Linked DNA regions of Mus musculus: all the other regions are linked to region 1. A link is a loop called in an ENCODE intact Hi-C map of the cell type or tissue named here. Cell type or tissue: heart. All regions are shown on one strand. Region 1 has its middle 2.3 kb from the start of Clspn. Region 2 has its middle 5.4 kb from the start of Gja4. Region 3 overlaps AU040320 (expressed sequence AU040320). Region 4 has its middle 16 kb from the start of Sfpq. Region 5 overlaps Dlgap3 (DLG associated protein 3). Region 6 has its middle 4.9 kb from the start of Tfap2e. Region 7 holds the start of Psmb2 (proteasome (prosome, macropain) subunit, beta type 2).

Region 1 (4,000 bases):
TGTGAGCTACCACGTGGTTGCTGGGAATTGAACTCAGGACCTCAGGAAGAGCAGTCAGTGCTCTTAATTGCTGAGCCATCTCTTCAGCCTCTGATGAGTGAGTTTTTACTTAGTGACCTGTATTCCTAGTTTTGATGGGTAGTATCATGGTCTGTCACTGGAGTCACCTCTACTCTCACCCCTCAAAGCTAACCATCCAACCAGCACTATTAACTCTGCCTCTTTTTTCCAGTCCATCTCTCTTCCGCTGTTGCTATCATCAACCTAGTTCAAGTTCCGGAAATCTCCCAGAGACAACTGGTCTCTCTGCCCCCAGTCTAATCCCTTTTCCATTCACCTTTCACACACTGCTAGAGTAATCTTTCTCAGGCATATACATCTGATTACGTCACTCTCCTTAACCATTTCTACCCCGACTCCTCAACTGCCCCGTTTATTCTGTTTAAATTCTGAGTAGAACATTCCAGACATTTTGTTCCTCGTGTAACTATCGGCCTTCATTTTGGCCCCCCCTCCATCCCCACATCCATACCCCGTGCTCAAGTCACAGTGACCTACTTTCAGTTCCCCAAACACAACCTGCTTTATCAAGCCCCTGCACATACATGGAAGGCTTTCTGTGCCAGCCGGAGGCACTAATTCATCTTTGAAATTCAGTGAGTGAGTCATTTTCCCTGACTTGCCCCAGCCATCGTCTGTCGCCAGCTATGGTTGCTTCTCCCTCCAGCTCTCCACAGTCGCTTGCACACATTTACATATTGCATATACTTGCTTGCTTGCCTGTCTCCAACTGGCAGTAGGGGGTGGGGGGGTCTCTGAGAATAAGCTGGTTCTTATGTGTCTTTGCATGCTTCATGTCTATCATAGGCTTAAAACAGGTGCTATGGAAAGAGCAGGTGACTCTTTTATAAGTACTTTAGGTTGGACAAAGTTGAGGCATAGGAGCCTCTCTACACAGAAAATAACCCGTTTGGATGCTGACTCACCCTGGAGAAAGGTCCTGTTTTGTTTTGTTTTTGTTTTGTTTTTGTTTTGTTTTGTCTTTTTTTTGGGGATTTTTTTTTTGCCTTTTGTATGATTTTTGATCACTCATTCAACAATTAAACACCTATGTTTCAGGTCTCGCATGACTTTTTTTTTAAAATTAATTTATTTTAGGCATATGAGTACACAGTTGCTGTCTTCAGACATACCAGAAGGGGGCATCCAATCCCATTACAGATGGTTGTGAGCAACCATGTGGTTGCTGGGAATTGAACTCAGAACCTCTGGAAGAACAGTCAGTGCTCTTAACCACTGTGCCATCTCTCCAGCTGTTTCTTTTTTTTTCCTTCTCTTTCTTCCCTTCTCTTTCTTTCCTTCTTTCTTTCCTTCTTTTTCTTTCCTTCTCTTTCTTTCCTTTCCCTTTCTTTCTTTCTTTCTTTCTTTCTCCTTTCTTTCTTTCTTTCTTTCTTTCTCTTTCTTTTTTCTTTCCTTCTTTCCTTCTTTCTTCCTTTCTCTTTTTCTTTTCTCTTCCTTTCTTTCTTTTTCTTTTCTTTTTTAAGAATTAGGAGGAGGTATTGTGTTAAAAAAGAGAACCAGATGTGTCCTGAAGGAAGGATATTCTGTAAAAGCTTTAAAGCTGTTTGAAATTAAATTATGAAAAAAAAAGTTTGAAGTTCAGTGCTTGGTGATATAAGTATTCCATTCTACTACCAAAGACAAGTTTGATTAAATAACTCTTCGAACAATCTTACAGAGATTCTCCTTTTCAACTACATCCCAAGCCTTCTTTACATGGCTTCAGATAAGAAGAGTAGGGTATCGGGATGCTGAAAAGATGGCTTAGAGGCTAAGAGCACTTGCTGCTCTCACCTCTGCCTAGTGATTTACAGTCCCTTTAACTCCAGCTTCAGAGGATTCTAGTCCCAGACTCCACATGCTAGAAGGAGAATACACGTTGTTATCAGTCCTCCACATGGGCCAGGGCCTTCCCTCCACCAAAAAAAAAAAAAAAAAAAAGTAGAATAACATTACTGAAACTTACCACTGGGTGGCAGTGTTTCTCCATAAATAAGGTGTCACAGGCCTTTGGATTAAATCAGTTCATAAATTCTACAGAATTATAGTAAAGCTATAGTAACATGATTGACTCTTTTTCGAAAAGAAAAGAAATATAGAGACATATCAGGGAGGGAGAGCATTTATTTAGCATGGATGAGGGCACCGGCTTTGATTCTCAGCACAAAACCAAGAGTCAAAAATAGCATTGTAGGCATCTCTTCAAGCTTTTCTTACTCTTTAGCTCGATTTTGTTCATTTCCGTGGAACAAATAATAACAGAACACTTGAGAATGGCACGAATGTGTTAAGTTCCATTTTTCTCATGTACTTGTAATCTCGGCATATTTATTTATTTATTTATTTATTTATTTATGTGTGTGTGTGTGTGTGTGTGTATGTGAGAGAGAGAGAGAGAGAGAGAGAGAGAGACATATGCTAGTGCTGCATACGACATATGTGTGGAGATCAGAGGATAACTTTGAGGAGTCTCTCCTTCCCGTCCACTGTGGGTTCTAGGGACAGAACTCGCCTAGGCTCTAGGGTGGTTGAGGCCTCTGCTGTAAGCACCTTCACCTGCTGATCCATCTTGCTGGCCTAGAACTGATTTGTGTATACTGATTCTGTGTGCTATGTCAAGATCCAAAGTGCCTAATTTTAGAAGTACAGGCTAACAGATGAAAGTCATTTTTATTCATTTTGGTGTTTATGGGTATTTTGCTTGAATGTATGTCTGTGCTCCACATCCATGCCTGTTGCCCATGGAGACCAGAAAAGGGTATCAGGGCTCCTGGAACTGGAGTTATGAATAGTTTTGAGCTGCCATGTTGGTGATAGGAGTTGAACCAGGGTCCTCTGGAAAAGCAACCAGTGATCTTAACCTCTGAACTGTCGTTCCAGCCCTCAGAAATAATTCTTTAGACAGAAGTGTAATTTGGGGCAACAGAACAGGAGAAGGGAGATTTTGGAGGATGCTCTCGGTGAGCCTGGAAATCATAAAGAGCAGGTGACAGTGGACGCGAGACGATCACATTACTTCCCTTACACGCTTCCTCCAAAGATTAAGAGAATGATGATTATAAAATTCTGCCCATTGTTTGTCACAAACTGTATGGCCAATAAAAGTCAGTCCTCCAAATGCTGGAGGAAGTGCTACAGATAGATGCATATTTGTGAATCATTGATGTATACGGTCATAGTAAAATAGCCTTTTTTTTTTTAAAAAGGGGGTAAAATATGAGGATGGGACTCTTTTTTGTATTTTTTGGAAGCCTGGAGATTATACCAGGGAGGGCCTCATGCAAACTAACTAAGCAAGAGCTCTACTACTGAGCTGCATCCCCAGCTCAAGACCCTTAGGGGTGTAGAAGTGGGCGGAGATGTGGAGAAATGGAGTTGTTTTTTATCTGAATGTGTATTCAGATAAAGGGGAGACCAGTGTCAGAGGTGACTGTCATCCCTCGTATCCTCTGAGGAGATTCTAGGGATGTGAGGTTTTCCGTGCTAAACCTGGGAAAGTCCTAAGCAAACTGGACAGAGTTGGTCACCATACCAGAATAGGTGAAGGGGGGTGGGGGGAGTTAGAGAGGAGGGGGGTTTGGGTGGGATGGAGGATAATAAATACTCAGATCTTTCTTTCCCTGTGCCAGCTGGTCTCTTTATAATAACTTTGTAAGGAGTTTTAACACTGGCTTGACCATTCAGAAGACAAAAGACAAGTCAGCTGGGACAATACAGTCCAGAAAGGACATTCTTGCCTGCCTATAGAACATGGGGAAGAAAGGACAGAGAATCGACCCGAAGAGGTAAAAACATTAACTCTGCAGGTTAGGATTGCTCCAGGGATGAACTGATGGAGAAAGCCTCCACTGGGGTCTAAGGTTCCCTCAGCAAAAAATTCAGGTGTGGGACACTCCCAGAATCCTGGGAACTTCTTCCCAGTTCACTTCCTGCATTGAAA
Region 2 (4,000 bases), 760 kb after region 1:
AGTCTTGGCAAAGCAGGGAAGTCCCTCCTGCTGGCCTCAGATGCGTTCAGGATGCTCTTAGCCTTTGGATTGGTGGAAGCTAGGAGTCTGTGTATTCCAAAGATATTACCTAATTGTCCCAAGGGTGTTAGGTGGAATGCAGAGGTGGGCGATACCTGTCTTTGGGGGTGGTAAAGATAACCTAAGGTAATTTGACTTGAGACCCGCTAACATTTCTGCTCCCTATAATTACAGTTCTAATCAGTCAGCTTGGCAGGACCTTTAACACAGATGCAGTGGGTGTGTAGGAGGGCCTCATTTTACACACACACACACACACACACACACACACCCCTATCAAAACAAAACCTGCCAACTCAACCAAGTTAACTTCAACCTGTATCAAATATATTCACATTGCTATGCAACATATCTCCAGAATGGTTTCTCTGGCCAGGTGGAAGTGGTATCCACTGAATGCCTGCCTGCCTTTCTCTTTGCTTCCCCTGCCCCATTACACTGGAAGCATCTTACGGGCAGGCAAGCAGCGCAAAGCAGGGCACCAGGCCTGTAGATGGAATTACCAATTCAGCATACGCTTACTGGGTGCTTTCTGATGCTGTAACACTGTCCGGACACTGTCGGCAGCCAGAGAACACAAGAGATTCTTAGCCTCCTGGACTTTACTTTCTAGCTGTGAGAAGACAGAAAAGACAACAAAACAAAACACCAAAAATAAAATACAAAAAAAAAAAATGGTTAGTGATTCAAACAAATATGGTGGCGGGGTGGGTGTAGGGAACATGAGGCACAGAGCACACGGAGTATCCAGTTTCAAGTTCCTATAGAAGAGAAATTTGCACCAAACAGTTGCCACAGAGGCTGAGCCTCTAAGGAAGAAGGAAGTCCCATGGCTGCCTAGGCATTCCAGGTGCAGAGAACCTGGGTGTCAAGTTCCTGAGGCAGGGGTGTGCCTTGGTGTCTCCTCCCTGAGGGGCAATGAGGAGGTCGGCGTGACTGAGACAGGTGATTGAAAAGGAGTTGAAGAAGGTGAAAGGCTAGTTGTCGGGTAGGGCGGATACCGTCAGGCCCTGTCAGAGATGACTTTTGATCATTGGGGACAGAGGAACTTGTGGTCTCCCTTTGGGTTTTTGCAGCATGTCCCCCCATCAGGACGTGTTAAAATATAAACTATGCGAGTGACACAGGCAGACGCGTGCAGACTGCATCAGGTGGCAGGCCAGCTGGTAGCAAGTCCAGGTCGGCTTCTGCTGTCACAGCTCATGGCCAGTCCACGACAGGGTGCTCTGCTCCGGGAGGGATCTGGTGTCACCATGGTTCTGCCCCTTCCCATCTGGGAATCCCAACTCCCTAATGTTTGTGTGATTCTCAGTTCCTCTTCAGCCAGCCTCCCAGGGTCAGGAGCAGGAGGTGGGGGGGCGGGGGGTGTCTTACCTAGGCCGGGCTGCTGTCAACAGAATACCTGAGCCTCAATGATTTAAACCAAAATGTTCCTTCCATGAAGGTCTGGAAGCCAGAGACCAGTTGTCATGCGGCATGGCCAGGTTCTTGGGAAAGGACATCTGACTGACATATTCACAGGACAGAAAGATCCTTAAAAAAAAATTCTTCCCTTCCTCCACTCCTCCTCTTCTTCTCTCCCTTCAGCTACTCCGCTCCCTTCTCCCCCCCCCCCCCCCAACAACCTCATGTGGCCATGCTGGTCTCAAACTCCACATATAGCCGAGGATAGCCTTGAACTTCTGATCCTCTAGCTCTTCCTGCTGAATGCTAACATTAAGGGAACGCTGTTACACTCAGCTCTGTGGGTGCTGGAGATTGAGCCCGGGGCTTCGTGCAGGCTAGGCAAGCTCTCTAACCAACTGAGCCGTTTTTCAACTCATCCCACACCCTTTCGTTTTCGTTTGTCTTTTGAGTCTCCTTGTGTGGACCAAACTGTCCTCAAACTGATGATCCTCCTGCCTCAGCCTCTCAAGTGCTGGGAGTTTAGGTGGGTGATACCATACTGGGTTTCTCCTGTCTCTTTTTATAAGGACACTAATCCCATTTGACAGGGGTTTACTCTTGACCCAAACATCTTCCAAAGGTCCACTACCTAATATACCATCACACCGAGGGTAGGATTTTAATATATGGTTTGGAGGTGGGGGGGGGGGGAACAACACAAAATCAGTCCACACACAACACAGTCCTGTGTTCTAGAATGAATGAAGACAAAAAGTTCTCTTGGTTGTCTGGGGCTGTCGGGTGTGGTGCCCACGTGTACTACACTCTGACTTGGAGACTTCTAAGTGGCATCTTCATCCATGGCAGGAATGAAGGATGCCTGCTCTGACCCCTCAAGCCTCCCAGAAGGGAAGAGGTGCACTCCAAAGGGACATGAGTGCCACCTAGTGGTAAGAGTGATGATTGCTGTGAACTTAGTCATGACTGCAGAAAGATACAAACTCCTGGTGGATCCGTGCACTGAATGGATCTCTGTCAAAGGCTCAATGCCCAGGGCTGGGCAAAAATTTAGTAGGCATCTTATCTATTCCATGCCAGGAAACACCATGGTTGATTATCCCGTCCCAAAAGTCATGCCACCACAAACATCCCTTTGCCTGTGCATTACAGGGCAGGCCGTTATGACATTGCTTTGCTTATGCTGCCATTATGACTCTGATCACTTTGCCTTTGTTGATTCAGGGCTGCCACCTGGCCCCTGCTCCTTTCTACTTTGGGGCTCAATTAAACCCACTGCACTTAATTCATGCAACGGTGCAGCAGCGCCTCCAACCCTAAGGTCTGGCACAAGGAAAAGGGCAATAACAGAGCTCTTCAAATGTGTTGGTACACCTATCACCATTTTGCACGCCACAGGATTAGTGAATGGCACATCTTCTGGGCCTTTCCATTGTGGAGAATTAGGTTTTACATAGGGTACCTGCTCTGACGTCATGGTTTCCTTCAACTTCCTTCATCAACACCAAACCAGGGGATATCGGGCATCTTTAACTCCATTTCAGTCGGCCATCTTTTGACAAATGCTTTATCTAACCATTCAAACACCTTCCACATTCAACCTAAAAATCTCCACTCAATGGGCCCATATTAATAAACTCAGCCTGACCCAGTTTTATGTTCCGTTCACCATTAGCCCATGCCCTTAAGATCCATTCCCACACATATTCCTCAGACTTCTGCTTGAATTAATTAGCAAACTCATTAAGCTCCTTAGTAGTACCTCATGAGTAGTACTTCCTTGCGAACCACACTTTCTATCTCTCCGCTACGAGACTGCCTTAAGCTTTGGTCTGGTTATAGATCTAGAGACAACTATTGGTGGGCCCTGGGGGACATCAGTATTGGCTTGCCTGGCATCTCCTTAAGAGAAATTCATGCTGGTTTAGCAGACAATGAAGGGTTAATTTCCTCAGTCAAAGGCAGAAAATATTGCAGGGGATGGGAGCACATCTTCTGCTGAGGATCGAAAGTCCTTGGTCCTCCCACACATCTCCATTCCAAGTTACAGGACCCCACTCTTTACCACTTAGTGCCCTTACTTTAACACCTTCTGGGCCTGGGACATGAATTGTCTTTGCAGTTCAGCCAGTCTCATATTGAAGGCTTTGGCTTGATTTTCTGGAAGATGCTGGAGGGGTTAGGAATGAAGCTTGGTTGTGCTTGCCTAGTGTCGTCGTCACTGTTCTATTGCTGTAACAATAGAACCATACCATGACCAAGGCAACTTATAAAAGAAAGCATTTAGCTGGGGGCTGGCTTATAGTTTCAGTGGCTTAATCCATTATCATCATGGCGGGGAACATGGGGGCAGGGAAGTAGGCATAAGATGGAGTAGTAGCTGAGAACTCACATCTGATCTGAAAGTTGCAGGTGGAGAGATGGGGAGACTGGACCTGGTGGGGGCTTTTGAAAGCTCAAAGCCCAGCTCAGTGACATGCCTCCTCCAGTAAGGCCACACCTCCTCCAACAAGGCCACACCTCCTAATTTTTCCCA
Region 3 (4,000 bases), 290 kb after region 1:
TATTCCTGATTGTACAATTTCTTTCAGCTTTTATGAACCATAGAAAATGGAATTTAACTTGTATCCAGAGTTCTGCATGAACTGAAGGGATTCTAGGGAAGCTGAAAACATTCTCCAGTTCCAAAACAGCAGCCACAAAGACAGGCTGGGTTTACCCCTAACACATATGTGTACACACACACGCACACACGCACACGCACACACACACACACACACACACAAACACACACACACACAGAGAGAGAGAGAGAGAGAGAGTGAGATCTTATTACAGCATTGGAGGTGGGTGGGGAAGGGTTTTAATATCTACTTAGGAAGTCCGTGTTAGGCAGTAGACATCCTTTTCCTCAGCTGCCCTGGAGAGCTGGGTCTCCCTTAGCTGATGTGTTTTTCTTGTAGCTGTTTATTGTAAGCAGACCTGATGAGCCCCCAAGCAGAGGCTCAGCAGTGGCTGCAGTGTAAATAGTGCTTAGTGGAGCTTCCTAGATGAGACTGATTCAGGAGAAGCCGCTGGGGTCAGAGGTAATAAGTTTCAAAAGCAGAGCTAGGAGCTGGAAGCTTTCTCTGGGTGTCCTTAGTTGGAAGGATGCGTGGGTGTGCAGGGCTCTGGATGTGTGCAGCCCTTGCCTGTGTGCTGGCCAGAAGCCTGCTGCAGGCCGCTGTGCTGAGACTCAGTGCGAAGGAGGCAGGATGTAGTTAGTGTCCTGGTGTTTTGTGGCGCTGTCCAAGGGCTAGAGGAGTCTGCGATATGGAGAGAAGATGGCTTCATCCTGAGAGGTCCTTGGCCCCCTTGGCCTGCATCCTTCCCTGACTTCTCTCCAGGGTGGGCTGAAGGGCGGCTCAGGGCTGTGGATAAGAAGTGCAGTGTGCTGCTTTGCTAGCACACTAGCTACGGGGCCAGAAACGCTTTTCAGAAGCCTCATCCTAGAGCCCCCTATTGATCCCAGAGCTGCTCAGAGGACTTACTGCTTATATAAGCCAGAATAATAAGGGTGGAATGCTCTAGAAGCTCATATAAAAGACAAGCCGAGATGTGCTTGACAGCTGAGGAGTGGAATTTTCTGACCAGAAGTAGCCTGTGTTTTAGGACCAAGTGATACTTTCCAAACGGAATATTTTTAAACATTTCCTGTCAGGGTTTGGGAAACAATTGTTCCTGTCTCAGTTGAGGTAATAATTGTTCTTCCTGCTGCCAGGGGAGCAGCAGACAGGTACGACTCCGCCCTCTGATTACTCTCTCGTCTAGGGGACCTGACGGGGTGCAGCTGGAGAATGCCAACAGCAGTGTCGCCACTGTGACTGGGCTGCAAGTCGGGACTTATGTATTCACCTTGACTGTCAAAGATGAGAGGAACCTACAGAGCCAGAGCTCCGTTAATGTCATTGTCAAAGAAGGTGCGTCTTGCTGTGGGCATGTGCAGCAGCCTAGTGGGTCTATCTATTCCTGGGATAGCCCAGGAGTCCGCCCTGTCTTATGTGGTACAGGATTGATTTAGAGGCAAATAGGAAAAGCAGTCTCCGGGAAGGGAGCTTTGAGAGTGGCTGCTGATTCTAAAGCCCCTTTCCCTTCCCGCTGGCCCCAGCCCCACGCCGCCTTCCTGCTCTTCCTTCTTACATGAAATGGAAAGCACTGACAGCTATTTGCTTTGCATTTTGCTTTTGCCTCTATGCTAAGTCCTTGGGCTTCTGTGACTCTCTGATAGCTACAGTGACACCTGCTGGCAGGAGCTGGGATGGCGGCTGCACTGCAGCCTCTGGCCAACATCTATCTGCCTTGTCCTCTTGGCTTCACAGGGTCTGGGGAGGACTTGGGAGAGGCCATGGACTGGTAGTAGAAAAGTCACCTCGTCAGCGGGTGACATCCAAACAGAATTGTGCTGACTAAGCTGAGGAACACCCTGGCAAGACGACCTTCCATGCCATAGAGTCTGTGGGGCCGCAGCTTAGAGGGGTCACACTCTTCTTTTTCTTATGAAGCACAAGGAGAGAAGACACACCAAGAGTAGCGCTTGAAAGGAGGTTATGCTGTTAACTAGCAAAGCCTGAGCCTCTGGTTCTAAGCACCCTGGTCTTCATTTCTAGTCACTAAATTCCTTTAAAGTGGAGACCTGCTGTAGAGCCACAGGAGGGAGGCATGCTGTCCCCTCTGCGTGGCTTTTGCTCTGCACTCTTGGATAAGCACTAACAGCTCCCTATTCGAGGTGCTCTCTGTGCTGAGCTCCTCAGCAGCTCTGCACGTGAAGCCTTGCTTTCCCAGAATGTCACATTATGTCGTTGATGTCTCCTTGGTTAGAAATAAACAAACCGCCAGTAGCCAAGATCGCTGGGAACGTGGTGGTGACCTTGCCCACGAGCACAGCTGAGCTGGATGGCTCGAGGTCCTCAGATGACAAGGGGATAGTCAGCTACCTGTGGACTCGAGATGAGACGAGCCCAGCCGCAGGGGTGAGTGAGTGTGTCAGGATGTGACGGGGCAGGGGGGAGGTGAAGAGGGGGTTCCTACCCTCCAGGATCTTTTTTAGCCATGCAGGCCCCGATATCAGACTGAGATTGTGCTCTGGAGTCAGGGAGGCCTTCCCGTGGGTCATTCTACAACTGCTGTGCTCAGGGGCTTGGCTCTCCTGACCCTAGGAGCTGTGGCGGGCAGTGCGGTGACTGTCCACCAGCAGAGCTGTGTGGCTCAAGCAATAGCTAACTCCAAGAAAGGGGTGGCGTTCTGTCCCAGAGCACAGCCATGTCGTTCCCGCCCCCAGGAGGTGCTGAATCACTCTGACCACCACCCTGTCCTCTTCCTCTCCAACCTGGTGGAGGGGACCTACACGTTTCACCTGAAAGTGACAGATGCAAAGGGCGAGAGCGACACAGACCGGACGACAGTGGAAGTGAAGCCTGGTGAGCCCCGCCTGCAAGGCCTCCATCCCAGAGAGGGCAGGCTTGCCCCGAGCCATACAGCAGTGTGTCAGGCAGGCAGAGCCTGGGCCCAGCACCTGCTCCTTTGTGCATGACCGACCAGGGTTCCATGGGAAGTTGAGCACAGCAATAGCGTGAGTCATGATGTCTCATCAGCATGGAGATGCAGAAAACAGTTTATTTTTGTAAGTTGACCCTCAGGCTTTATCTGAAAATCCAGGGAAGGTGAGGCGATGTCGGCACACTTCTCAGGGTTTCAGCAATAAATGTCCTCCTTAAACAGAAGCTTGTTTTTGTGGTAGGGAAGGGTGGGAGTGGGCAGGACTGATGGGCCCTAGGTCAGTCTCAGGCATGGCCTCTATCTTGGGAAGGGTCCTGGGAAGACAGTCAGCCCTTGCCTTGCCTCTAGGAAGGATAGTGGCTGAGACACACTGGGTCTCATCTGTGTTCAAAATCAGGCTACAGATAGTGCACCCTGACTCTCTTCCACTCAAGGTTTCCTGAGCAACTTATAGTTGCTTCAGATCTGGCCAGCAAGCGTAGCCATATCCAGGTGCTAGAGGCTAACAATATGGCGCTGGGGCTCAGCGGTTAAGAGCACTGGCTGCTCTTCCAGAGGTCCTGAGTTCAATTCCCAGCACCCAGGTAGCAGCTCACAACTGTCTGTGGCTCCAGTACCTTCACACAGACACACAGACATATATTCGCACAGCCAAAACACCAATAAAGTAAAATTAAAAATAAAACAAAACAAAACATTATGGTGCTCAAGCTATCTCTTGACTTCCTGGACTTTCCCTGCTAGGATGGCTGGGGTGGGGGTGGGGAGAAGGCGTGCACAGAGGGGTGTCTCTCATATTTATAAACAAAGTACAGCATGTCCCTGGCTCAGGGGACACATAGATGGAGAGTTTAGCTGTGCCTGTCAGTGTCAGATAGGGCTGGTGACGCAAAGACCACCGTGTCTTACCTCCCCTGAGGCTCCCTGGCCTGTGCCTCATCCTGGCACTTTGTGTGACAGTTCTCAGGGTAATGGGAAGCCTTAAACCAGCTCCCATGGCTCTGCTAGGAGTAAACTCCTCTTTGTTCC
Region 4 (4,000 bases), 450 kb after region 1:
TTTTGGCCTTCTGAGAGCACCTGCATATATACATGCACGCATGCACACACACCTATGCATACAATGTACCTCATAACCCACTTTATCATCTCAATTAGTATTGAAGTGTTCTTTAGTGAGATGTAGTGAAAATACTACTCTTGGGAAAGCAGAGGCAGGAGAATTAGGAGTTCAAGGTCATCTTCTACATGTTTTTAAATTTTAAAAAATATTTAAAAACAAAATCCAAAAAGCATCCCAAAGGAGTCTGGGAGGGGTGGTGGTTCATTAGAACCCTAAGGCTCAGGAGGCAAGAGTATTGTTAAAAGTTTGAGGCCAGCCTAGGCTTTATAGTGGGTCTTAGTGGTTAAGAGTGTTCATTAGTGGGGCTGGTGAGATGGCTCAGTGGGTAAGAGCACCCGACTGCTCTACTGAAGGTCCAGAGTTCAAATCCCAGCAACCACATGGTGGCTCACAACCATCTGTAACGAGATCTGACTCCCTCTTCTGGAGTGTCTGAAGACAGCTACAGTGTACTTACATATAATAAATAAATCTTAAAAAAAAAAAAAAAAGAGTGTTCATTAGTCTCCCAGAAAATCCAGGTTTGATTTCCAGCACCCATTTGGTGGCCTACAACCACCCACCCATGAACTCCAGTTCCACCAGGCTTTCAGTTCTGACATGCTTTCCCTAAATTCCCTATATTTCTCTCTGTGTATCTGTGTGTGTGTGTATATATATATATATGTGTGTGTGTATGTATGTATGTATATATATGCAAATACTCATACACATAAAATAAACAAATCTAAATGTATGCATATAATTTAAATGTGTGTGTGTGTGTACGCATGCACACGTGTGTAGCTATTAACTCAGCATTTTACCTAGCATTAGTGAGGCTCTAGATTTGAAACTAATGTCAAAAAAAAGTTTGTAATTATTCATAAGACATCTTTGTCTGCTTTGTTTGTTTTTTTTTGGTATTTTTTAAAGATTTTATATATATATAAAATATATATATACTGTCACTATCTTCATACACACCAGAAGAGGGCATCTGATCCCATTGCAGATGGTGGGGAGCCACCAAGTGGTTGCTGGGAATTGAACTCAGGACCTCTGGAAGAGCAGTCAGTGCTCTTAACCACTGAGTCATCTCTCCAGCCCAGGATGTTTTGTTTTGTTTTGTTTTAAAGAAATCGGGTATAGGCAATTCCTTGAGAAGATAGAGAACAGCCCAAAGGAATTTTTTTTATGGAATTGGTTAAAACATCAAGTAAAAGATTAGAAGTATTACTGTTTTAGATTTAAAGGTGAGAAGGGCCAGGCTGATTCCACGACAGGTTTCAAATTGACAATTAAGGAGACTCTGCCTAAATCGCTGTTTTCAAGAACTGGACAATTCCAGGCAAGTCCAGGCCTCAGAAGCTGCCCCACCACCTAGCCTGAGGCAAGGACAATGGGTCAGCAGCAGTTTCCAGACTTCCTCAGCTGCTTCCTCAGCAACAGTTTCCAGACCTCTCCAGCAAGTTTCCAGCCCCCACAACCTGGTAATGGAATGTCTACAGAAATGACCCAGCCGATTAACATAAAGGTCCACTATCACAGAACCCTCTAATGTGCTTTAAATCAGGTCTGCAAGCTCACTTGGTTGTTTCTCTATCTTGGTAATGGAGAGACCCCAGCATGCTGGACTTCAGCAGAATAAAACACTCTTTGCTGCCTTTATTTGAGTCTGGGGTGTCATTGTTTAGGGAATCAAGGACCCTTACAATGATTTTGTGTTAGCATTCTGTCTAAGCTCCATCCCAGTTACCTGGCAACAGCCAGGTACGCTTCTCCCCACAGTTTATCTAGGATCAAAAGTTACAGATTTATGCGACTGTGGTAATTTCCTTTAAAGAGAGGGATTGCAAGAAAAGATAGAAGAGAGGCCACTTGCTTCTGGTCCCTGATGAGGGAGGGAACCGGCAGAGTAGAAACTGTGACCCCAAAGGGATAGGTGATGTGCTTGTATTCAGTCTGGTTTTACAAAGACGCTGCTCAGAGTTTCAGGACATGAGCACCTAGAGGAATCAGCTCTTACCAAAGCACTGTGGCCAATTGTGCAAAGCAGCCTGAGCAGGCAGATCCTCCAGCTCGCTCGAATCCTCTCCCCTAGGGCGCTGAGCAGGCAGCCAGCACGTGGCTCACTCGCTCTAAAATTCAGCACTGGGAAGAAGGCTTGGGGGAGGGGCGGAGGTTGGCTCGCGGGGCTGCAAGCCAAACCTCTTTGGGGATCTTTTCCGGAAAACCCACTTAACACTCTTTCTTTCCCTCCTCGGTCTTCTTTTACCTCTGCCCTCTTAGATTTGTGTTTGTTTAGAATAATTCAACCCCCTCTTTTTGTACTCGGCCCCTCCCTGCTGTCCGCCATCAATCCTGAGGCCGGTGGGCAGCCTGGGTCTGTGGGAGGGATTCGCAAAGATGCTGGCGAGGAAAGAGATGCAATTAATCCAGGCCGTGAAAGAGTGTGGGGTTCGGGAAGAAACGCCTGCCCACGGTCACTCACCTGAGTAATTTGCCTGGAACAACTAACTCTAAAGATTACATTGTGTAAGTCATCCATTATGCTGGAACAACAGAGAGGCTTAATGCAACCCCAGAGTAACTCATTTAGATGCTCTCTTCAGCTAACACTGCCTTGCCTTGAACACAGGCAACAACAGGACTTATACTTACCCGGAGTCTTCGTGCGTGAGCATTTTTCAGATGATGGAAAAACCGATTCTGAATCTGTCTTCTCATTTCTTTATTAGTATGAGCGCCAAGAGAAGGGAGATGCTGCATTTAGAACTCATCTGTTGAGTACCTAAAATTCCCTAGGCCTGGGGACCACAGCCTTTCCTAAAACTATTAGCGTCTAGCCTTCACAATAACGCTGTGAGGGAGTTACTTACGGTCGCCATTGTTGTGAGGTGAGGGAAACAAACGGAAGGAAGAACAGTCGGTCCTTTAATTATCGCACCTTCGGAAAGACTGTTAAAATTCAAAGTCACACTTTGGCTACAGGATGAGTTCATGCCCAACCAGGGCTTAGTGCGTCCGTCTCAAGAAGTAAAAAGAAGGCAGAGGCTATATAGAAGGCACAACAGTTGCCCAGCATGTAGGAGGACCTAGCTTCAGTCTTAGTGTTGGAGAAAGTGAAGTTAGGCTGGGGATGGCTCATGGGTTAAGAGCATGTATTTGTTCTTCCTGATGATTCCCCAGCACCAGGGTCAAGCATGGGAAAAACTCCCTGGAACTCCATCTCCTCAGGCACCGACATTCACATGCAAATACCTACACACCAGCACACAGACATGCACATATACACATGATTGACATAAAAAATATAAAGTGAGACTCATAACTTAGGGTTTGAATTTTTTTATTTTACATAAGTACTCTGTAGCTGTTTTCAGACACACCAGAAGAGGGCATCAGGTCCCACTGTAGGTGGTTGTGAGCTACTATGTGGTTGCTGGGAATTGAATGCAGGATCTCTGGAAAAGCAGTCTGCTCTTAACTGCTGAGCAATCTCTCCAGCTCCAAATTTATCTTTTCTTTTCTTTCTTTCCTTTGACACAGGTTTTCTTTCTTTCTTTCTTCTCTCTCTCTCTCTCTCTCTCTCTCTCTTTCTCTTTCTGCCTTTCTTTCTCTTTCTTTTCTTTTCTTTCCTTTTCTTTCTTTTTTCAAGACAGGGTTTCTCTGTATAGCCCTGGCTGTCCTGGAACTCACTTTGTAGACCAGGCTGGCCTTGAACTCAGAAATCCACCTGCCTTTGCCTCCTTTGTGCTGGGATTATGTGCCACCACTGCCTGGCTGACATAGGCTTTCTTTGTATATCAGTCCTTTGTTATCCTGGAACTCCCTCTGTAGACCAGACTAGCCTCACACTCACATATAAACGATTATTTTCATCAGTTCTGCCCTGCCACACCTAAGTCAAATGAGCTTTATTTGATTTTTATGTTCAGTTCCAAATGTTGAATTT
Region 5 (4,000 bases), 680 kb after region 1:
CCTACCGCGAGGGCTACCCACTGCCGTATGAGCCGCCGGCCACCGATGGGTCGCCTGGCCCTACCCCTGTCCCAGCCCCCGGTCCCGGGTCCGGCCGCCGTGATTCCTGGATGGAGCGGGGTTCACGTAGCCTCCCCGACTCAGGCCGCACGTCCCCCTGCCCACGGGATGGCGAGTGGTTCATCAAGATGCTGCGGGCAGAGGTGGAGAAACTGGAACACTGGTGCCAGCAGATGGAGCGTGAGGCGGAGGACTATGAGCTGCCCGAGGAGAGTGAGTCCGCTGCCATCCACACAGGGGAGAGGGGCGCTGGCATCCTGTGCTGGATAGCGTGGGCAGGCGCAGGGTATCATGATGGTAGCCCTGGCTGCAATGCACCAGCAGGTCCCTCCCATTCATGCTTGGTCCTTCAGTGCTAGAACTTGAAGTTCTTACTGGGAACAGGACATCTTTAGAGGCCAAGGCTAGGACTTAGGAGGATCATGACCAGGCCAAAAGCTAGATTTTCTAGTAGGCAGCTACCAGTCTAAGTCACTAACTCCATGGGGAACAATCTGTTCAAATCTGAGCAAGTGTAGCAATCCAGTCTAAGCTTGACAGTGAGGCTGGGACCACACGACAGACATTCTGATTTGAGCTGTTAAGATGGGACTCTCCCAGGGGATGCTGGGATTCCTCAGCGAGTGAGGAATTCAGAGGAGGCAGTTCAAGCAAGAACGAGTCTGAGGAAGAAATGGGAGGGTTGGCATGGAAGATAGCCCTGTCACAAACAGTATACCCCTTCCCTATGAGTCCACTCTGAAGGGAGCCATAGGCTTCCCACAGAATCCCTAACCAGAGATGAATCAAAATTTTTAACAAACCAAGGAGGCATGTACTGATTAGTGACAGAATACGGCCAGTGACTGACCATTGAGCTGATGTTCTGGCCAGGGCTGGAGGGCTAGACAGGGAACACAGGTGGGAGGCCTTCCTCCTACAGAAGGATCGGCACTTGGTAAATGCAGGCTGTGTAATGGAAGGAGCTTCACTGAGGATGAAAGTTCTCGAGGTGGCTGGATAGGAGCTGTTGTAGGCAAGTTTGAGTATAGGATGGGAAGGGGGCTGGAGGAGATGAGCCAGTACACTAGTCAGGAAGTGAGCATCTCAACTTCCTGGGGAGTTAGGAAAGAGAGATCTCACCCCCGCCCCCAGCCCCTTGAGCCTCCTTCTGTTCTTTAGTCTTAGAGAAGATTCGCAGTGCCGTGGGCAGTACGCAACTTCTCCTGTCTCAGAAGGTCCAGCAGTTCTTCAGGCTGTGTCAGCAAAGCTTGGTGAGTGTCTGTGAGGAGAGAGTGAGGTGTGTGGATCTGACAGGTGACCCAGCGTGACTGAGAGATAGGACCAGGTCTGTGGACTTGGAAGGGTGGCTTATGTGTGGCCCAAAGAACCCAAAAAAAGTCAGATGTGACTTGTTGGAGTACAGAGCCTCAAGGTTGGGCCCGTTGTGCCCAGGCTGGAGAGACCCTGGCTTTTCCTTGTCCCTGTTGCCCATTCCTCAACCCATTTCCCTAGACTGAGCATAGCGTTCCCTGAGCCTGCCTGGGGTCAGACCTCCCTGACTGGCTGCCCCCCCCCCTGTGTGTCCCACCACGGCAGGACCCCACTGCGTTCCCTGTGCCCACCTTCCAGGACCTGGCCGGTTTCTGGGACCTCCTGCAGCTCTCCATTGAGGATGTGACCCTCAAGTTCCTGGAACTACAACAACTCAAGGCCAACAGCTGGAAACTCCTGGAGCCGAAGGTGTGCTTGTGGGACCCGTCAGACCAGGAAGCCACACTCTGTAATGTCCTTCTCAGAAAGGGGTGTGTGGGTGTGGAGAAGTCACAGGGAAACAGACGCACGGGCAGCAGGAACAGCTTTAGATAAAACAGCCATGCTCCCTGGCCATTGCCCTGTGCTTGATCCAGCTGTTCACACTGCTGCACACTGGCCACCTCTGACCAGCTGCAATGTGGGGAGTAGAGCTAGATTTTCTAGGCGATGTTCAGCCTTCTACTGGCTAGACTTATGTCTGAGATGAGTGTCGCAGGTGAGACTAGGCCAGCCCCTGGAGCCCTTGACAATGCTCCCCACAACCCCTCAGCCGGCATGTAGGTGCTAGCTGAAAACGGCTTCACCAGGGGGCGCTCGAGCCCGTTATTCTTTGGAGACCGGTACAGGGGTTTTGACCAGCTTTGACCTCGTGCGCCTGCAAGCCTCCAGTCCCAGCGATGTGGCCAATTCTAGACGCTGTCCCATTGGGAGACTCACGAAATCCATCCCATGGGGAACTTGCACGGGGGGGAGGGCGGGGGACGGGGCGCAAGTAGGGATGCTGCGGTGCTCCCCGCGGCTCGGCTCAGCTCTGCGCTCTCCCGACAGGAGGAGAAGAAGGTCCCTCCGCCGATACCAAAGAAGCCCTCGCGGGGGCGGGGCGTGCCGGTGAAGGAGCGCTCCCTGGACTCGGTGGACCGGCAGCGGCAGGAAGCGCGCAAGCGGCTCCTGGCGGCCAAGCGCGCCGCCTCGTTCCGCCACAGTTCGGCTACCGAGAGCGCGGACAGCATCGAGATCTACATCCCCGAGGCCCAGACCAGGCTGTGACCCGCCCGGGCCGCCCAGTCCGACCCGGGCCCGCGGTTTTCTACCCGTACTGTACACCCAGCGTCGAGGTCACTGTGAACGCGGGCAGCTCCGTGCGCCCGCCCTGCCGGCACCGCACGCCCCGGCTTCTGCCCGCCGCGCTTTCGTGGGTTTTTTACCTTCCTGATCCCACGCAAAGGCGCCCGGGCTAGGCTGGGGGTCGTGCCTCTCCGCCCTGCGCCCCTCACTTGGAACTCCCATCTTCCTGGTCCGACGCTTTGACCCCCTCACCTTTTTCCCCCCATGGGCACCATCTCTGCCATTATTTTACCCCTCCACGGGCCAGGCCGGGCCGGGTCCCCCATCTGGGCTCTGCGTCCCCCCCACACCCCGCGGGGCTGGGCTTCGTGGGGATCAAGCTTCGTGGCTTTTTATGAAGAATCCCGAACCCCGCCTAGGAGCCCGCCCCACCTTCCCAGGGCTCCACCCTCAGCCCTCTGCCCACAGGGCCCAGGGACCACAGTGGCTGGACCAATCCAGGACCAGGGCGCCTGGGCCTCTCCCCTTTCCCACATCTGGGGAGGGGAGACAGGGGCTTTCCCTCACCACACCTGTGGCTGTTCCCACATCCCTTTGAGTATCCCAGGAAAAATAAAACCGCAGAACTGCACCGGAGCCAAATCTCTCCAGAAGAGGCCACCTGGGGGAGCCGGGGTGTCTAATAAGATGGGGGTGTGGGAAAGGAAGACAAAGGGCCAGGAGCTTGAGCATTCTTGGTTCGGGACCTCAGGGGTTGTCTAAGCCCTTTGGGAGAAGAGTTAGCTGAGAGAAAGGGGATCCCGGTCATCCCAATAAGGACTTGTGCCTTCTGAGAGGGGTCCTGCTGGTGTGTAAAGGAGAGGGAAGGGACCCATTCGCCCCTCATTCAAACCAGGTCCCTTTGCCTCCCAGCCTTGTCCCACGTTCAGTGCTCGGCCCACGGCACGTGTACAAATGAGCATAGATGGGGTGGGAGGGTGGGTGGGGCCCTGGTTATTGTTAGAAATCACCGAATGCGCATTCGCTTTCCAAAGAGGACAGGCAAGTGCTCTTCCTTGCTCCAGCCTAATCCAGTCAGCAGCTGCAAACTCCAGATTCGCACTGCCATTTTCTCTGATGCTTCCTGTGGGTGGACACTTCGCAGGAGTTATAAAGGACACAACTTCACTGAGAAACTTAAAGGAGGCACTCCTAGGTTTTTGAATGCCTCCTGAGGGTCTGCCAAGGGACCAGTGCCTCAGAGAGAAAGGGCTTATGAAGCTCAAGGAGGCGTAAGTGGGCTCTCCAGAGTCACAAAGCTAGAAGTAGTGGGCCCAGTCAGGTCCGAGGCCAATTCATGACGTCTTTTTAGATCTGTGAT
Region 6 (4,000 bases), 190 kb after region 1:
TGTCAATCTGATTAGAAACCCAAAAGCATACACACTGATGCCAACTGAACTATCCCCGAGGACGGCAGTTCTCAACCTGTGGTTGTGACCCCTTTAGGGGCATCAAATGATGCTTTCACAGGGGTTGCACCATCAGCAAACACAAATATTTACACTATAACTCATAACAGTAGCCAAATTACAGTTATTTAAGTAGCAATAAAACAATTTTATGGGTCTTCTTGCTCTCTCTGTCCTCTCCCTCCTGTTCCCCCCTCCCCATTACCCTCTCAACTTCCCTCCCCATGCCCTGAATTAACTATTCTATACTTTAAAAAAAAATTATGATTGGGGTGGTCACCACAACATGAGGAACTGTATTACTAAGTGGTCACAGTACCTGGAAGGTTGAAAGCCTCTGCCTTAGGACATCTCCTGCAGCTATTCAAAGTTTGCAGCCCACGCATGCAGCCTCACTGCGCATGCTCGGGCAAGGCAGTAACCGAGTGGGTTTCACGGGCCTGCCGGGCGGGCGCACCCGCTTCCCGCAGACATCTCCTGAAGCTATTCAAAGTTTGCAAGAGAAACTGAACTCACATCTTTCCTGCCATCCCAATCCTTACCTGCTTATCCTCCTGAATTCTGTAGCACCATAAATGATACCCCATGCTTCAACTTTAAACCTTGCCAATTTTCTTTGTTTGTGATTGTGTTTGTTTTTGCTTATGAAATAGGGTGTCACTATGTCGCTCAGGCTAGCCTAGAACTCATGAACTTTCTGCTTCCGCTGCAAAAGTGCTGGGATCACAGGCATGAAACACCACACCAAAGCCTGAGTGTTTCTACTTAGAATCAATCAGCACCCGGCATGGAAGAGACTGAGCGGGTGCCTCAGAGAACACGTGGCCCCCTTTCTCTGAGCCTGAAGCTTCCTTACTCTCTTTCTCATAGACCTAGTCCCTCATTGCCAGTGAGTGACATTTGGGGACTTGTTAGAAATGCCAGTTCTTGGGCTCTACCTCAGAACCTCTGACTCAGCAACTCTGCAGTGGAGTCCAGCAATCTGTTTTAACAATTCCCAGTGTGATCTGGGCTGTGCTGTATAGGCCCTGGCAACAAGCCTCTAACAATGGCATGCGTTTCTCAGACTTGTGATCCACTTCCAGCTCCTTGGTTCATTCAGCATCTTTCACCTGGCCCATGCCCCTCCCCTTATGCAAAATGCCTCCGGGATCATGGCCTTGGCCCACTCCAGGAATGAAGCTGACTAGCACTCCAGGACTCCTGGTTACTTTTCCTTTCTTGCTCTGTGAGTCGCTTCACCAGAAGTCTAAAGTTGGGGGGGAGGGGGGGGGGGAAGAGTGTGACTGAAAAGATGGCTCAGAGGCTACGAGAACCGGCTGCTCTTTCAAAGGAGTCAGGTTTCATCCCCAGTACCCACATGGCAGGAATGGCTATCTGTAATTCCAGTTCTGATGGATCTGGTGAGTCTGACGCCCTCTTCTGGCCCCCACAGGCATTGCGCTGCACAGACAGGCTGGCAGAACACCCCACACATAAAACAATAAAGGAATCTTTAAAAAAAAAAAAAAGTCTAAAGAAGTCACAAGTCGGGCTGGTGAGATGGCTCAGTGGGTAAGAGCACCCGACTGCTCTTCCAAAGGTCCGGAGTTCAAATCCCAGCAACCACATGGTGGCTCACAACCATCCATAATGAGATCTGACGCCCTCTTAAGTGTCTGAAGACAGCTACAGTGTACTTACATATAATAAATAAATAAATCTAAAAAAAAAAAAGTCAAAAGTCTATTTAGTACTTTGCTTGGAGTGGGTCAAGCAGCCAACAAATAGCTACTAAATAAATAAGTAACCAAAAAGATAATTACAGTTTTCCAAATCTGTTAGGGGACTCTTTGGAAGGGCTCTTATGTGACCTTGACCTAGCATAGCTACACATAAGGCCCAGTTATAAGTGAGCACAAACGAGCAACTGTGCTTATTTCTTCTAGGAGGGACATGTGCTTCATGAGCTACTTCTCTGGAGACCAGCAGAGCTGTGGAATACCAGGGTTTCAGACTGGGCCCTTCTGTTTCAGGGGCAAGGGTTCTTCACATTGTAAGCATGCAGGTGATGATTTCTTATGGTTTTATTTTATTTTTTTTTTTTAGATACAGACACCTGGATGAAGGCATGAGGAAGGCAGAGAGATACCCCTGGGAAAACGGAGACCACAACAGGCACAGATACACTGATAAGACATATATACACATCGGTATGCATGCTCAAATACACATGGACTCTCAGTTGACATTCTTGGCTTATTCTCTTCCAAGGCTCACGTTTTCTCCTCTTTAAAACAAAACAAAACGAAACGAAACGAAACAAAACAAACAAACAAACCCCAAACTTTTTTGTCCTCCTTTGTTGACAGAGCCGGATTCCTCTTCCTAACAGGTCTGTCTGCAAATGTTTGAGATGAAATCTCGCAAAAGATACTGACGCCCCATCTAGTGGCCGGAGCTTACCACTGCAGCTCAACACTCCCCTGCCTGTCTCAGTGGAGGCACCCAGACAGAGCCAGCCCTGCCTTGCAAGCTTCCGCTTAGCCCCTTGCTCACTCTGGAGTCTGGAACCCTCTCACGGAGCCTCAGGAGAAGGCAGGTTTCAGTCTGCCTTCTGTTCTCAAGCTTCGCTGGCCTTGGCATGCAGGAGAGCAACTCAACCGCAAGGACCGTGGACAGTAATCATTTGCTTTGTGGCCTTTCCCTCACTTCCCCAGACTACCCGTTACTCCCATGATTCCAAAGAACACTTGACAGCTCCCAAATCTGCCTCTCCCTTGGTTCTAAAGAATATTTGACAGCTCCCAAACCTGTTATCTTCCCGTGCTCTAGGCTAGGGGAGGGACTCACTCCTCCAATGTTCCATAAATAACACAAACCATTCACCAAACCAATTCCTTCATAAATCCGTTTCCCCCCCAATGTTTGCCATGACAGAGTGGTCCTACTATCCACACAGCGGTCACAGTCAGTAACCCGGGGTATCGCTGGCTCCCCATTCTTCACTCCTTTTCAGGTATTACTAATTGCTGAGTCCCGTTTCCTAACTCCTTCCTATACATCCTTGTTCTTCTCATCATCACTGACTTAGTTCTAATGTCTTCCCCTCGGTCTGAGCCCTCCCTCCCCTGCCTTAGTAGTCTCCCTTCTTTGCTTGCCTCCCCACCCAGTCTCCCTGCATTTGCTACATAGCCCAAGTTGGCCCCCAAACCTCCTTCCTGTTCTAGCCTCCAGAGTGCTGAGTTACAATCGACATAACATCACACTCAGCGGACTCCAGACGTTCCTTTCGCAGTCAGCCATCTTTCTAAAATGCAAACTAGATTCCATTTAATCTGCTCCAAAATCTGCTGTCTGGTCCTTTTTTGGCATGATCGCATATTTAAAATGCTGGGTACACCCAGCACTCAGGAGGCAGAGCCAGGCAGATCTCTTGGATTTTGAGGCCAGCCTGCTCTACAGAACAAGTTCCAGGATACCAAGGCTACACAGAGAAAGCTTATCTCAAAAAAAAAAAATCATAATAAGTATTCACATTATGATCTGGCCCGCCCTCACCCGACACTTCTTCCCACTGGGCCATGGTACAGGAATGGCATGTCTTTACAGCCTTCTCCTGCTTGTCTACCTGGTAAGCCCCTTCTGACCCTCAGGTCCCAGAGCCTGTTTACTTCTCCGAACTTGGTCAAGGCGCTGGGGAGCTTGAGATTCCAGGCCCATTTTGTTTTGACCTCCATAGAAGTCACTGCTTAAAGTTGCATTGCCTTCTGGGTATTAAGCCACTTGGTACAGGTTAGTCTGTCTTCTCAGGTTTACCTGAGAATTGTTTTCAAGTGAATATCCTTGCCTTGCATAGGCAGCAGAGGGTAAGCAACAGGATGCATTCAGTAGATGATTACAGGCTTGGGGGCCTAGGTGGAGCCTGCAGGCAGAACAGCCTGGGAACCAGGGTTGGGGT
Region 7 (4,000 bases), 120 kb after region 1:
GTGTGCATGTGTGTGTGCGTGCATGTGTGTCCTTAGGCACATTCCACTTTCTCTTTTGTTTTGAAGTGGGGTCTTTTGAGGCCTTGAACGTCACCATTCATGCCAGATTGGCTGGCCCATGAGTTCCCAGGGACCCCCTGGCCTGCACCCCTCATTTCCCCATCACTGAGGCTACAGGCACATAGCACTGTGTGAGGCCTGTGGGTTCCAGAGCTTTGAGCTGAGGTCCTCAAGCTTGTGAAATAAACACTTTACTGATGGTGCCATCACCTCAGCCCCATCTCATTCTTTGGAATAGATGAGTAGTGTATCACTGTGTGCCATTAGCAGCATATGTAAAACATCTCTACTTAAACATGGAAGTTGGTCCTCTTTTCATCACTACCGCAGTGGTGCAACACATTAGTCTGTGCAGAAATGTTTTGATTATTGTGCAGACATTCCTTTGGATACATTCGAAAGATAATGTATATTTAATAAACTCTATTTTGTGGTTTTTTTTTTGTTTTTTTTTTTTTTTTGAGACAGGGTTTTTCTGTGTAGCCCTGATTGCCCTGGAACTTGCTCTGTAGACCAGGCTGGCCTCAAACTCAGAGATCGGTCTGCCTCTGCCTTCAGACTGTTGGAATTAAAGGTGTGCACCACACTGACTGGCAAAAAGGTTTTATTATTAAAGTACGGTCCTAGTTACAGGTTTTACTGCTGGGATGAACTATCATGACCAAAAGACAAGTTGAGGAGGAAACAGCTTATACTTCCATGGCACTGTTCAATACTGAAGGAAGTCAGGAGAGCAACTCAAACAGGTCAAGCTCCTGGGGGCAGGAGCTGATGTAGAGGCCTTACGGGGGAGGGGGATGCTCACCGGCTTGCTTCCCATGGCTTGCTCAGCCTGCTTTCTTATAGAACCCAGGACCACCAGCTCAGGGACAGCACCACCCATAATGGGTTGGTTCTCCCTCGTCAATCACTAATTAAGAAAAGCCTTATAGCTGGACCTTATGGAGGCATTTTCTCAATTAAGGGTTGCCTCATTTCACATAGCTCTAGTCTGTGTCAAGTTGACAGAGGACTAGCCGGCACAAGTATATTAACTGTACAAAGTCACAAGTTTCACTAAGACATTTCTATATGCAGTTTAATTGTAGTCTCTCCTCTATTACCCTTTCTATTGTTAAAAGAATTATTTTTACTTTATGTGTTATGGGGTTTTGGCCTGAATGTATGTGTGTGCATCAAGTGTGTGAAGTGCCTTCAGAGGACAGAGATACACCAGAGTTGCTGATAGCTGTCTTCCAGTTGCCTTATGGGTACTGGAAATTGATTCCAGGTCTTCCAGAAGAGCAGCCAGTGTTCTTAAGCACGGGTCCATCTCTCCAGTCCATCCCTAATTTCCTATCTTACTCTTTCCAAAATATTTCATGTAGGGCATGTGGATCAGGAATTTAATTCTAGCACTGATGAGTTAGAGGAAGGCAGATTTTTGTGAATTTGAAGTTAGTCTGGTCAACACAATTAAATTAGTTCCAGGACAACCAAGGCTACATAGTAGTAATACCCCATCTCTCAAAAAAGGCCGGGTGGTGGTGTCACAATACATTAATCCCAGCACTCAGAAAGCAGAGGCAGGTGGATCTCTGAGTTCGAGGTCAGCCTAGTCTATAAGAGTGAGTTTCAGAGTAGCCAAGAAATCCTGTCGGGACAAATCAAAATATAAAAAATAAGTAAATAAAAGTGAACATTTAAAAATTTGTTGGGATGAGGAACTTTGGGGAGGGGGGCAATGGCTGGAGTGTAAATAAATACTTTTTTTTCCCATTTTTATTAGGTATTTAGCTCATTTACATTAATAAATACATTTTTAAAATAATATTTTAAATGTAATGAAACAGAAGTATAGTAAAATATTTAAATTTAAAATTTTTTTTAAAAATTATTTGTATTGGGGATGAACGCGCTAGTGTGATGGTCAGAGGAAAACTTTGGGGAGTCTGTTCTTTCTACCGTGGGTTCGAGGGACAGGCTTGACTAACGTGCTTTCTGCCTCTGTCTATCCAGTACTAGGATTTCAAGAGGGAACCACCGCCAAGTAGGTTTTTTGTTTGTTTGTTTGTTTTGCTTTTGAGATGTGTTGTCCTAGGCTGCTCCCCTGGTCCTTAACTCTATGGCTCGGGGAAATTGTTCTTCAATCTGGCTTGCAGGGAAAATTTTCCCGTTTGTTTAACGAGCAAGGAAATGAAAACCAGAAAGCTGAAGACCTCCTCTCCTCTGTAGCACCCACACGTGCTGGTACTTCTTACACAGGGTACGGCTTGATTTGCGTGCAAACTCTAAAATTCGACTTGGTAGATAAGGAAACGCAACGCCCCATCACCCACAGCTACGTTTCCAAACCACACCTCTAGACCAGCCCACTCCGCAATCTCAGCGCGGAAAAGCACCCAAGCTCCCGCCTGCTCTCTCGCGAGAGGTGACGTCATTGGGCCGCGCCAGTGACTGGGCCGTCGCGCGTCTTGCGTCACCCCCAGCTCAGTCCGGGTGTGCTGTCTCACTGGTGAGGTCGTGTACCCGGGAAGTGTCCCTGTCCGTGGCCTCTGCAGCCTCCCGCTTCCCGGCACCATGGAGTACCTCATTGGCATCCAGGGCCCAGACTATGTCCTCGTCGCTTCCGACCGAGTGGCCGCCAGCAATATTGTCCAGATGAAGGACGGTGAGAGGAAGCAGGGGGAGGCCCGGCGGGCCTGGCTGGAGGGGCAGTCGGCGGGAGTTGGTGAAGGGGACCGTGGGCCTCCCTCTGGGCAGCTTGGAAGATGGAGCCCAGTGTGCTCTGCCCTGCTGGCACTGCAGGATTGAGAAGCCGGGGGAGCCGGCAGACAAGCTTAGGGCTCTAGTTTGGGATTCTGGGTCAGATGAGGCTTGCTAGGTGAGAGTTGCTCAGCGTGAGGGAATTAAGTTTATGAGAGCTCAAGTGTGTGCCCGGCGCCTCCAATTTCTGAATTTCTGGCAAGTTTCAGTCGCCCCAGATAGAAGTTATAATTTGTGGGTGCCCTAAGGTGGGATCTTGGGGAGAGTGAGACTCCCCAGAGTTTGGCATTTCCACTCTGCTTCCGCTGTCTTCAGTGGCTCACCTCAGAGCCTCTTCCGCCTTTCCCTGGCTGCTAGATTTTACTTGTCGTTAAATAGTGGAATGCAGCAGAGATGGCCTCTCTTTATTTGCTCTGTGAGTTTTGTACGTTATTTTTTTTCCCGTGCCCAGATTTTCTTATCTCTCAAATTACTAATAACCAACTCAAAACTTGTTGAGAGGATTGAGTGAAGGAGTTAGCATTGGACAAACACTTAACAAACTGAAGCATATATGTATCAGGTGTGTCCATCGTTAACATTTTAATTTGTTAAAAGTTTGGCTCTACTATGTGCCCTTCTTGCAGTTAGTTTTGGAGACAGAATATGTATAACTAAGATGTATAGATATAGTATATATTATATATAACACACATGCATATATATGTGTGTGTGTGTACATATATGTGTGCGTATACATATCTATGTATGTGTATATATGTATGTGTGTGTGTGTATATGTGTGTATATGTACAAAACTTTCTTAAGGAGATGTTGAAATAACTCAGTAGTAAAGATGCTTTTGCCCAGGCTTCACAACCGGAGTTTGGTCCCAGAACCCAGATGGCAGAGGAAGAGACCCCACCCCAACATCCTGCAGGTTGTCCTCTGACCTGTGCACCTGTTCTGTGGCAATGTGCACCTGTGCAGAACAAGAGAGAGAGTCTCTAAATAAATAAATAAAAATTTTAAAATTATCAAAGAAAAAGTTTCTAAGCTTACAGGTGGTAGAACCTAGGTTCAAATCTGTGTAATTTGGGACTGAGTCTACAATTCAGTGGCAACATATGTTTCGACCATATACAAGGCCCCAGCCTCAGCACTCCAAAAACAAGTTAGTAGACATTATGCAAAATGATCTCTTTTACCCTTAACA

What was found. Peaks named below come from ENCODE experiments on the same cell type or tissue, not always from the same donor. Only the 100,000 strongest peaks of a DNase experiment are listed, where the experiment ranks them.
Region 2: it touches region 1 in a loop (3-fold over the local background); 9 of 42 quality-filtered maps call a loop at or near these places.
Region 3: a loop joins it to region 1, with 5 times the contacts of the local background. A loop is called at or near these places in 17 of 42 quality-filtered maps.
Region 4: a loop joins it to region 1, with 2.3 times the contacts of the local background. A loop is called at or near these places in 3 of 42 quality-filtered maps.
Region 5: it touches region 1 in a loop (3-fold over the local background); 10 of 42 quality-filtered maps call a loop at or near these places.
Region 6: it touches region 1 in a loop (6-fold over the local background); 19 of 42 quality-filtered maps call a loop at or near these places.
Region 7: it touches region 1 in a loop (2.4-fold over the local background); 4 of 42 quality-filtered maps call a loop at or near these places.

Annotation. Positions count from the first base shown.
Region 1 is chr4:126,552,679-126,556,678 of GRCm38, forward strand. No RefSeq gene overlaps it. Among named protein-coding and RNA genes, the nearest start is that of Clspn, 2.3 kb to the right of the region's middle. In heart, CTCF peaks have their summits at 1,208 (motif pointing right) and 2,035 (motif pointing right); no DNase peak of the experiment used is centred here; H3K4me3 peaks cover 485 bases; H3K27ac peaks cover 188 bases.
Region 2 is chr4:127,317,455-127,321,454 of GRCm38, forward strand. No RefSeq gene overlaps it. Among named protein-coding and RNA genes, the nearest start is that of Gja4, 5.4 kb to the left of the region's middle. In heart, a CTCF peak has its summit at 2,396 (motif pointing left); a DNase peak (open chromatin) is centred at 2,397; H3K27me3 peaks cover 1,818 bases.
Region 3 is chr4:126,838,353-126,842,352 of GRCm38, forward strand. AU040320 (expressed sequence AU040320) reads left to right here. Exons shown (of 21, transcript NM_133886.2): 13 at 1,247-1,395; 14 at 2,294-2,445; 15 at 2,754-2,892. Among named protein-coding and RNA genes, the nearest start is that of Gm25604, 21 kb to the right of the region's middle. In heart, a CTCF peak has its summit at 1,740 (motif pointing left); DNase peaks (open chromatin) are centred at 639 and 1,759.
Region 4 is chr4:127,003,111-127,007,110 of GRCm38, forward strand. No RefSeq gene overlaps it. Among named protein-coding and RNA genes, the nearest start is that of Sfpq, 16 kb to the right of the region's middle. In heart, no CTCF peak of the experiment used is centred here; no DNase peak of the experiment used is centred here; H3K4me3 peaks cover 1,103 bases; H3K27ac peaks cover 876 bases.
Region 5 is chr4:127,233,747-127,237,746 of GRCm38, forward strand. It overlaps Dlgap3 (DLG associated protein 3), which reads left to right. Exons shown (of 12, transcript NM_198618.5): 9 at 1-273; 10 at 1,222-1,313; 11 at 1,639-1,782; 12 at 2,404-3,276. The coding sequence ends at 2,622. Among named protein-coding and RNA genes, the nearest start is that of Gm52707, 2.2 kb to the left of the region's middle. In heart, CTCF peaks have their summits at 2,177 (motif pointing right) and 2,427; DNase peaks (open chromatin) are centred at 2,175 and 2,445; H3K4me3 peaks cover 1,409 bases; H3K27ac peaks cover 996 bases; H3K27me3 peaks cover 3,421 bases.
Region 6 is chr4:126,739,127-126,743,126 of GRCm38, forward strand. No RefSeq gene overlaps it. Among named protein-coding and RNA genes, the nearest start is that of Tfap2e, 4.9 kb to the left of the region's middle. In heart, CTCF peaks have their summits at 1,488 (motif pointing left) and 2,501; a DNase peak (open chromatin) is centred at 2,505; H3K4me3 peaks cover 299 bases; H3K27me3 peaks cover 1,244 bases.
Region 7 is chr4:126,675,136-126,679,135 of GRCm38, forward strand. Psmb2 (proteasome (prosome, macropain) subunit, beta type 2) reads left to right here and starts at 2,508. Exons shown (of 6, transcript NM_011970.4): 1 at 2,508-2,710. The coding sequence starts at 2,620. In heart, no CTCF peak of the experiment used is centred here; a DNase peak (open chromatin) is centred at 2,486; H3K4me3 peaks cover 1,933 bases; H3K27ac peaks cover 1,267 bases.